Regions from separate parts of the Homo sapiens genome. Here region 1 is linked to region 2. The links are chromatin loops, found by intact Hi-C in ENCODE. Cell type or tissue: PC-9. All regions are shown on one strand. Each heading gives the region's core, and the rest is flanking DNA. Links, peaks and the distances in the headings are about the cores only. Region 1 overlaps ACOX3 (acyl-CoA oxidase 3, pristanoyl). Region 2 has its middle 41 kb from the start of GPR78.

What was found. Hi-C counts contacts between places; a loop is a spot of excess contacts. Peaks named below come from ENCODE experiments on the same cell type or tissue, not always from the same donor. Only the 100,000 strongest peaks of a DNase experiment are listed, where the experiment ranks them.
Region 1: it touches region 2 in a loop (5-fold over the local background); 1 of 110 quality-filtered maps calls a loop at or near these places.

The regions. Positions count from the first base shown.
Region 1 is chr4:8,426,723-8,432,019 of GRCh38, reverse strand. The region is part of intron 1 of ACOX3 (acyl-CoA oxidase 3, pristanoyl); the gene reads left to right. Among named protein-coding and RNA genes, the nearest start is that of ACOX3, 11 kb to the left of the region's middle. RefSeq lists a silencer at 3,529-3,758. In PC-9, for the core only: a CTCF peak has its summit at 3,021; a DNase peak (open chromatin) is centred at 3,499; H3K4me3 peaks cover 1,617 bases.
Region 2 is chr4:8,536,713-8,542,035 of GRCh38, reverse strand. No RefSeq gene overlaps it. Among named protein-coding and RNA genes, the nearest start is that of GPR78, 41 kb to the left of the region's middle. RefSeq lists enhancers at 1,590-1,749, 2,020-2,109. In PC-9, for the core only: a CTCF peak has its summit at 2,777; DNase peaks (open chromatin) are centred at 2,815, 3,145 and 4,665; H3K27ac peaks cover 4,152 bases.

The sequences.
Region 1 (5,297 bases), core at 298-5,297, 110 kb after region 2:
ATTCCCTTCCCAAGGACCTGGTGACTTCTTCCAGCCACTCTTCTGGGAATGCAGAACCAGCCAAGGAGGTGGTGGTGGGAAAGACAGAAGGGATAAATGGAGACAAATGACCGGAGGGTGGGAGGCAACTTTAGCTTTAACAATGTGTGCACATAACAACAATGGCCAATGACAGTCAATAGCACCAAGGTCTAAAACTGAGCAGGGAATCGGTGTGCCGAAGGGAGCAGAAGTGGGACAGAAGTCAAGATAAACAAGAGAGGGGGTGGGTGAGGCCCTATGGCAGTGCTCCCGTGGGTCATTGTCCACTGAGTTACTGATGACACTCACCCCACCCCTACTGTTCACACTAGGGGTCCACGTGCAGCTCCTGGTGGTTTCACCCAGAAATAGCTAACAAACATGTATAAAGCCAAATTCCCTTATTTTTTTCCCCAAATTTGCTCCCTTGGTGTCAGTCCCAGTGGCATCTCCATCCACCCAGGTCCCAAATACAACAGAGTGTAGCACGACCCCTTCCTCTCTTCCTACCTCCCCACCACCCTGACTCACAGAGAGGCCCGTGTTCCCTGTCAGATGCAGGTCAGCAGTGTCCTCAGGCCCAGGAGGGGAGCACGGTGGATGGAGAGTGCTACAGCGTGAGCAGGCAAATGCCAGAAGGTGGCCCCGAGGTGAAGCCACGGTCAAAGCTGAGAACTACAGTCTGACCTGCAGATGCCAATCTGGGAAACTAAATGGAGAGAGTGAAGTCAGGGGGCCAAAACTTGCTACAGGCCAGCCCTGACAAGCCAGAGGGTAGAGGAAGACAAGTGTGAAAAGAGGAGGGTGAAAAGGGACAGGCAGAGAAGGGAGGGGAGCCTGAGGACCTGGCCAAGGCTGGAAACCTGTGCTTTGTTTTCTCCATGTCATTTTGTGATGATGCCCTAACTTAAATAGAACCAACAATAAAAAGCCACTCAGCTCCCTCTCCACCCTCCAGCTCCACCAAGATGGCCTTATCTCAGGCCCTTGTCTTTTACCTGTACTGGCCACCAGATGCCCTGAGCTCTTCCCCTTTAGCCTGCCTTCCAATGTCTACCTAGAAATGGCTTCCCTCTCCCTCTCACTCCTGCAATGGACCCAAATCATTTCCCAGTGGGAAGATATTTTTATTTTTATTTTTTGAGATGGAGTTTCACTCTTGTCACCCAGGCTGGAGTGCAATGGTGCTACCTTGGCTCACTGCAACCTCTACCTCCTGCGTTCAGGCGATTCTCTTGCCTCAGCCTCCCAAGTAGCTGGGATTACAGGCGCCCGCCACCATGCCCAGCTAATTTTTGTATTTTTAGTAGAGATGGGGTTTCACCATGTTGGCCAGGCTGGTCTCAAACTCCTGACCTCAAGTGATCTGCCCACCTCGACCTCCCAAAGTGCTAAGATTATAGGTGTGAGCCACCACACCCAGCCGAAAGATGTTTTTCTAATGTCAGTAACACATGTGAACCCAATTGATTAGTAGTTGTAATTTTGGCAGAAATTGTGACCTAAAGGAGGTGTGAGTTCTGCAATAAATGGTTATTTTATTACTCTCAACAGTATCTCCAAACATTTGAAAAACAGTGGTGTGTATTTTTTATTAGACCATGATTGCTTTGTCTTCAGGCAATCCTTGTTGCTCCTGGGGATTCAGGGACCTTTGCAAAAACACAATAGACCCCTGGCTGGGAAGGCTAGTCTAGACTAAGGATCACTTCCGACTGCTTAGCAGGGTACCTGCCAGGCCCGAAATGATCTTTCAGTCCCTTCCTTCTGCTTTTGCAATCGGACGCTCCCACTGATACCCATAATTATATGTCTGTTTAAATAACAGTAATAACTGTGAAGAAAAATGTTGCCATGGAATCAAGGAGAAGGTATTTCAGAGTAGAACAGAAGTAGACAGAATTTCCAAACATGACCTGAGTATCCCCACCCAGATGTCCTACCAACATCTTAAACTTGATACACATTTAAAATTGTACTTCTCTTTCTCCTCCCCATAACTGAGCTGCACTGCCCATCTTTTAGTTCCCTATAAATGCAAACCTTTGGATTTAGTTTTCCTTGTGCTTTTTTCACTTTTTTTTTTTTAATGCAGAGTCTCACTATGTTGCCCAGGCTAGACTCAAACTCCTGGGCTCAAGTGATTCTCCCGCCTCAGCCTCACGAGTAGTTGGGACTGCAGATGAGAGAACCATGGCGCACAACGCCTGGCTCTTCCTTGTTCTTTACATGGCAAATTGCTAAGTCTAGTTGATTCTGTTGTAATGCCCAACCTTGTTTTTACTAACCCTGTTTTTAGACTCTCCCTTTTCCTTTAATCACCTAGCCTTGTTTCCACCTGAATTAACTCTCCCTTCGCTAAGAGAGCCAGACAGACTCCATCTTCGCTCTTTCACTGGCAGCCCCTTCCTCAAGGACTTAACTTGTGCAAGCTGACTCCCAGCACATCCAAGAATACAATTAACTGATAAGATACTGTGGCGAGCAATATCCGCAATTCCCAGGAATTCGTCTGATTGATAACGCCCAAAGCCCCGCGTCTATCACCTTGTAATAGTCTTAAAGCCCCTGCACCTGGAACTGTTTACTTTCCTGTAACCATTTATCCTTTTAACTTTTTTGCCTACTTTATTTCTGTAAAATTGTTTTAACTAGACTCCCCTCCCCTTTCTAAACCAAAGTATAAAAGAAAATCTAGTCCCTTCTTCGGGGCCGAGAGAACTTTAAGCGTTAGCTGTCTCTTGGCCGCTGGCTAAATAAATGCACTCTTAATTCGTCTCAAAGAGTGGCGTTTTCTCTAACTCGCTCAGGTACAACACTGTCTCTGTAAATTTCATAAGAAGTGTGTGTGTCTTAGTTTGGATCTCCCCAAACAGACCTTGAGACGAGGCTTTGGGTGCAGGTAATTGAAAATGGAGCTGATCTCGGAGTGCACGAGTGAGGAAGTGGAAAGTGTGAGACAAAGAAAAACAAGTAAAGGGTGGGTGATTGAGCTGGTTGCTGCTCTGGTCAATGAGGGCCCACTTCCACTAGGGGCTCTCTGAGAAACTCTGCAGAACCACGGTTCTCAAACTTCAGCAAGCTCTTGGGCATGCCGGGTCTTACTATGTTGCCCAGGCTGGTCTCAAACTCCTGGCCTCAAGCGATCCTCCTGCCTCGGCCTCCGAAAGCGCTGGGATTACAGGCATGAGCCACCACCTAGAGCCTGCTGATTAATTTGAAAATGCCCGGCCCCAGACTGGGGGTCCTGATCCAGTAGCCTTGGAGTGGGCCCCAAGAAGGGCCGCGGTGTGAACTGCATCTCAGAACTACGGCGCTCCGAGAGGGCAGCGACTCGCCAGAGTCGGTCAGCCAGGCCTTGCCTAAAAGCAGAGAAGGCAAGAGTGCCCGGGAGCGCCTGGCGAAGCTTCGTGGCTTCCAGCCCGCCCGGGTGGCAGCGGCGTCCGCGTTTCCAGGGCAACGAGGGTGGCGCGGTTCGATGACGTCAGGGCGCCCGCGGCTCCGCCCCGCCCATGGGACGGACGGAGGCCGAGAGGCGTGGCGGGGGAGCAGTGGGGCCAGGCCAGAGACAGCTGCGCTGTGCGGGCAGCTAGTCCCAGTACTCCGAGTCGGTCGCGGGCCGACAGGCATCCCCTGAGCGCCTGCTGGGTGAGTTGGACGGTGCAGAGCAGCGAGGACCGGGGAGCCCGAAGGTGGAGGCTGCGTTAGCGCCAGGGGCGCGGACGCGACGGGGCGGGAGCGGGGGCACTGAAAGTGCCAGGCCCGGGGGTGTGGGGGCTGTGAGGATTCGCGGGCGGGGGGGCCAGGGTTACCCAGAGCAGGGGCCAGGAGGGCCGGTGGCCCACGTGCTGGGCATTCGGAGGACTTTACACATTGAACTAGGCAGCTGTTCACGAAAGGGAAGTGATTCACATCGCAGAGAAGACTGGAGGCAGCTGTTGCCAGAATAGTGATCTTGAAGCCCCACTTCCTTGCCAGAAACTGCTCCAAGCGTCTCATGTGAATGACAGAAGCCTAGACGGTAGACCCTGGGCACTAGGCAGGCGTCACTGTATTTGGATGACAGTAGCCTCAGACAGTAGACCCTGGGCACTAGGCAGACATCACCATATTTGGAATGCAGCAGCCTAGACAGTAGACCCTGGGCACTAGCCAGGTGTCGCCGTATTTGGAATGCAGCAGCCCAGACAGTAGACCTTGTCTAGACACTGGGCCCTAGCAAGGCATTGTTACTGGCCGGTCTTTGCTCCCAGGGTGGTGGCAGGCCGGTCCCAATGGCAGCAAGGCTCTTGCTCTCTGACCTGGGGTTCTTGGCCTCATGGATTCCAAGGAATGGAACCTTGGGCCATGCGGTGAGTGTTATAGCTCTATTAGAAGCTGTGGGTCACGGAAGAGAACTGTGGAACCCAGCGACTAGTGTTCACCTCAATTAGGATGAACCCAGGCACTTAGCTGTGCGGGAACAATGGCGAGTCTCTAGCCCGGGAGCAGCAACCGGTGCCTCGCTGGATCAGAAGCGCAGTGGACACCCTGCTGGATCTGGAGGGGGGTGGAAGTCAGCGGGGCGTCTGCGACAGCAGCCATCAGCAGTGGTGGATGGCAAGCAAAAGCTCAGCTCAAACCGGAACAAACATGGACCAGAAAAGTGTGCAGTTGCAAGATTTAATATCGTGAAAACAGAGCTCCCATGCAACGGGAGGGGACCCAAAGAGGGTTGCCCGATTCGGCTTGAATGCCTGGGTTTATATCCTGATCATTGTCCCTCCCCCTGTGCTCTCAGGCGACAGATGATCTGATTATTTCTTTACCACCTGTTTTTAGCCTCATTGGTATTTTAGTGAGCTCTCTTTACTACCTGATTGGTCTGGTGTGAGCTGAGTTACAAGCCCCATGTTTAAAGGTGGGTGTGGTCACCTTCCCCAGCTAGGCTTAGGAATTCTTAGTCGGCCTAGGAAGTCCAGCTAGTCCTGTCTCTTAGTACCCCCTCTCAACAGGAAAACCCAAGTGCTGTTGGGGAGGTTGGCCGATGACCGCTGTAACTGCTTCCTGCTGAATTGGGGCGTAGTAGAGGTCATGCAGTTGAGATTTCCTCGGGAGTGGTGCCTTCGATGTCATCAACATCGGAGCATGGGCTAGCAGGCCAGTCCAGGGGTCCACGGTAGATCTTAGTCATGGACTGCATCTGGGGCTCCATTTGAAGAACATTTGTAGTTTCACAGCTTTGATTCTGGAAGAGACAAACTTAACAAGGAGGTTAAAGATACAGGGATTGAAAT
Region 2 (5,323 bases), core at 324-5,323:
CAAACACGAGAGAGCAGGCATGGCCCATCTTATCTTCCACTGCATCCCCAGTGGGCACAGAGCGGGCTGCCAGTGAAAATTAATTTTTTTTTTGATAGAGTCTCACTGTCACCCAGGCTGGAGTGCAGTGGTGCGATCTCATCTCACTGCGCCACCACACCCGGATGTCCAGTGAGATTTCTGAGTGTAAGAATGAATGGATGAGGCCATCTGTCATGCTTCCCTTTTCATTCCCAACACTCCCCCTTTTCTATGACCCCATAAAAGTGAGCTCTGGCCAGGCACAGTGGCTCATGCCTATAATCTCAACACTTTGGGAGGTCAAGTCAGGAGGATCACTTGAGCCCAGTAGTTCAAGACCAGGCCTGGGCAACATGGCAAAACCCCATCTCCACAAAAAATACAAAACTTAGCCTGGTGTGGTGTGTACCTGTGGTCCCAGCTACTTGGGAGCCTGAGGTGGGAGGATCACTTGAGCCTGGGATTTGAGGTTGCAGTGAGCTGTGATCACACCACGGCACTCCAGCCTGAGTCACAGAGTGAGACCTCTTCTCAAAAATAAAAAATAAGAGCCCTGTATCATTTTTGTGCTCCAACCTCACAAAATAGAGGCAGGGACCTGAGTCCATGTGAACCGGCATATTGGGAAGACAGCTCTCAGATGGGCAGGGTTACTGGATGAGGGGTGATTTGTACCCCAAGTCACTGCAGTGGGTGCTCAAAAGTGGGCTTTCGAATGGGTGATCCTTGAGCTGAGGGCCACAGCGTGACGCAGTCTCTGGAGTGGGGTGCTGGAGTCTCTGGCAGCCTAGGATGGCAGGCGACTCAAGCTGAAGACCCCGAGCAAGGAGTCGGGGCCGGGCACCTGGGCAGGCCCTCCCCACCCCGTGCCTCAGCTTCCCTGCTGTAAGGGGTGGCTTCAGCCAGGGGACTTTGAGTGAATGGGGGCCCAAATGTCACCATCTTTGGAAAAAGCTCTTAGCACAATTAATTTAAGGATCTTGAGATGAGATCCTGCTGAATTGTCCAAGTGAGCCCTAAATCCAGTGGCCAGTGCCACTGAGTCCAGGGCCCAACTGGGGAAGATGCTTGGAGAAGAGAAGCAGGCCCGCAGTGGGGAGGCCCTGGGAACCCACAGGCGGAGTACAGGGATGCGGCCACAAGCCGGGGAATGCCTGGGGCCGCCAGAGGCTGGGAGAGGCGTGAAATGGATTTTCCTGAAGGCCTCTACAATGAACCAACCCAGCTGGCAGCTGGATCCCAGACTTCCGGCCCCCAGAACACACATCTGCTGTTTGAAGCCACTCTGGTGGTGTTTTGTTCGGCAGCCTAGAAACGTGGTCCAGATGCTATCAAGTCTGAAATTCTGGGCTTCTGTACCTTAGAAAGGGACAGATGGATCACACGGGGGAGGTGACACACATGGTGCCCACAGCCCCAGGCCCCGCCCCTGCCCCACCGGAACCTCTCTGTGCCTCAGTTTCCTCCTCTGTAAGACGGGGATAATAGCCACCATCTTTCCCAGGGCTGCTGAGAGGATTGTGCAAGAAGGCGCAGGACTCTGAGAACTCCTGGCATTCTGTAACCGGCTGTTACTGTGTTGTTTTTTCTTGTTTGGGAGCAGAGAGATGGATGTGCTGACTCTGAAACCAAATAAAACCACAGAGGCAGAGGCCTTCATCGCAGGCGAGGAGTGCGACGGCATGTTCAGGATCCAACATTGAGTTAAAGGGAAGCAAGAAGCGAGACAGCCACCCAGGCCGCCCCGGCTTCCTGGTCCTGTGTGTGCACGAGCTGAGCTCATGGGAGTGTGGGTGTCTCTATGCCTCTGCATACCCAGAGACAGGGCAGGAAGTTACTTTCTCTTTGAAAGGCAATTCATACTCTCCTCACAGTGTTTTTCTGTAGTTTCCAAATATCTGACAGTAAATGAGCATTATTTTGAATGTAGGAAAAGCCCCCTCAATCAAACATTATCAATGAGCCTGTTCTTGTAAGAGCAGAGAGAATTTTCCATGTGGCAGCAAATCTCACTGGGAAATCCCCAGCATCTCTAGGTGGATGCGGTATGCCCCGGACACTCTTGAGAGTGGCAGAGTGATGTGCACTGGGCTAGTGAGTCTGCTCTGCAGAACACTCGAGAGCAGGTGATGCCCCAAGAACCCAGCCTCATGGGACCCCAAAGCCTTCTCCTCACTTCCTTCTCCTCTGGTGAAAGAAAGACCGAGGTGCCAAGCAGGTGATGGCTCCTGTGCAATCCTACACATACTCCTTTGGTGCAAACAGGACTAGGGGCAGCTAGAAACCCCCGGGCACTAGGGCATCCCATGTCAGGCTTAAGGCAGCTCAGTCACTACCCTCTGTGTGCACAGAGGAGCTTGGCACTGGAGCTTGCCAGGGCTCTTCTGCAGTGGAACATTCACTGCTTCATCTTCATCCATCATCCACCCGTCACTGGTGATGCTGGGTCCCTTCCTGGGTGCTGGTGGCAAAAAGTGACCACAGGTGATCTCTGACCTCAAGGGGCTCCCATTGAGTAGGAGGGACAGATGGGGGACCCCTCAGTATAGCAAGGACACCGTGGTGCTGACGTGATGCTGGGGATGGCAGATGAGTGTGTCTCAGGCCGTAGACACTGTGTGGCACAGCTGCTGGTGGTCTGGGAGCCAGGACAGGTTGGAGCCGAATTTCAGCAAAGCCGCCAGGAATTGAATTCAGTGCTCATGACTTCACTCTGGGGCTCCTTCCAGCTCCCCTGGTGGCAGGGACCCAGAAGGAACTCACACCTATCAGGCCGGACTGCATGCCAGGCACGTCATACGTCATCCTTTCTGATGCTCACGATGGCCCTGTACAGTTACCATGCCCCTCAGGGAAGTTAGAGAGAGGATCAAAGAGGTTCTGCAATGTGTGTGAAGTCCCACACCGCCAGCAAGTGGCCGTGCTGGGGTTGGAACCCATCTACACCACTGCGGAGCCCATGGCCATGTCCTGGAGCCATTCTTCCTTCTGTCTGGTCCCACCTGCTCTCAGTACCCATCTTATACATCCCCAGAAGTTTTGTTTTCATCAAACGTTGTCTTCAACTCATCCCATGACCCACTGGCAGAGGAAGACAGAGGCCTGAGTCACCAGTGAGCTGGCCACTTGGCACGGTTTGGCCACTGACTCACCTGTGTCCTTGAGCAAGCCACTTGCCTCTCTGGGGTGAGGATGAGGACTGGCGTGAGCACTCCCCCTTCTGCCTGCCCCACATCCAACCATATTTGCTGGGACCACAGACATCTCCTTGGGAACTCATCCCTTATCATCACCCACAGTCTTGATGAGATATCAGTGAGCCTCCACTGGCCTGGCTGGGAGGGGCACACAAAACTCCCCCTGGTCCCCCGTGCTCCCTCCCTGGAGCACAATCTGGAGGCAGAGAACACAGAACGCAGAAGTCACACTCCAGCCCTCCTGCCTCCCTGGGGCCCTGCTCTCACTCTGCTGTCTTCAGACCCTGGTCCCGCAGCATCTCCCTCGCCCCTGCAAGGGCTCCAAGTGCTCTCAGTACCTTCTTCGTTGGCTCCAGTCGGCCAGGGTCAGCTTCCGTTACTTGTAAGTGAAGAACTCTGATGGGCCCAAGGGACTAAGGTTGTTTCTGGATCTCAACTTCCTCACTCAAGAACTTCAGGTGGCTTCCCACTGCCCTCGGATCAGACCCAACCTGGCCTCAGATTCCCCACTTCTGTCCCCACTGCTGCTCAAGCTGCATCCTCACCCCACGCCTGACTGCAGACCTGCCCTGCATGCGCCCTGGATGCCGCCCTCTGCTCTCACCACCACGTCTTCTCTCCCTGGGCCTCCCAAATCTAGTCCATCCCAGGAGGCCAGGGCTGTAAACCCAGGGTTTTGTCTTCCCCATTTCCATCCCACAAGGCCTTGGGGGAAGGTTTGTCCTGAGGTTTGCCAGATTAAAGGCAATAAAGAGCCAGTCTGAGCAAGAAGAGGCCTTTTCTGGGGTCTCTGGAACATTCCTCCTGGTATCCAGAAACACGTGGCTAATGATGCTGACACCCAGGCAGGGCTTGGCCCTGGGCAATTGGGCCGGGGTCTGATCCACAATGACCTCCAGCTCAGGGGACATGTCACCTGAGAATTTGCCCTTCCTACAAGCCAAGACCCCACCTCACCCCACCTGCCGAGGTTCTCTCAGCTCCCCTGACAGCTTCCTTCTATCAGGAAAAGACAGGTCTTCAGCCCCTAGGAGGTTCTCAGCTCCCAGCCCCGCTGACAGCCTTCTCCTATTAGGAAAGAACATGTCTTCAGGCCCTAGGAGGGTCTCAGCTCCCCTTTCCCCTGACAGCCTTCTCCTATCAGGAAAGAACATGTCTTCAGGCCCTAGGAGGGTCTCAGCTCCCCTTTCCCCTGACAGCCTTCTCCTATCAGGAAAGAACATGTCTTCAGGCCCTAGGAGGGTCTCAGCTCCCAGATCCCATGCCTGACTAAGAGCAGTGGCGATGGAGCATGGGGCGTGACAAAAGGTCTGCAGGTGGACAGACAGAATGAATGGAGGGGCTGGAAGCAGGCAGCCTGGTTCCTGGTCCAGGAGTCTCTGTGAAACCATTGCCACTGACCTCCTCACTCTGCCACTTTCACTTTTCGATTGAGTCATTCCGCAGTTTGAACGTGTGCCAGACTTCAGCAATCACAGGAAGGATGAGAGCTCTTCTTGGCCCCAACTCTCCCTTTGTCCTCTGCAACCGATTACATTACACTCGGCTCGGCTAAACCAACCTGAGCAAGCGTGGGAAGGGTGGGTGGATGGTCAGTGTTCTGGAAGGATCTCCCGAGAGTCAGCAGAGCTGAGCTAAGGCCCCAGCTCCACCAGCACAAGCAGATCTCCCAGGCAGCTGTGCTGCCTCTGCGTCCCAGGAATACCTGTACTTTCCTGCCTCTCAGCCTTTGCTCAGGCTGGGCCTTCCACCAGACTGCCCTTCCTGTCTCCATCACTGGACCTTTCCTAGATATGAAACAGGTCCCGGCCAGAGGTGATGGCCCCTCCTCCCCTTCGTCCCCCAGTACTTGTGTGTGCCAGAAAGACCTGGATGGAGAAGGGGACTTGATCTTATAACATGGGGCCAGACAACTGATGTCCTTTCCTTGATCCTACAGCAAATCTGGGACAAAAATTCTATTACCCTCATTAATGAGAAAAGTGAGGTGCAGAGCATTTACCCCCCATGGCTCAGCAGGTGCCTGACTGAGGCAGCAAAGGATGGGTGCCGAGCCTGTCTGGCCCCTGCCCTGTCTGCCTTCCCTCAGTCAGTACCAGCCCTCG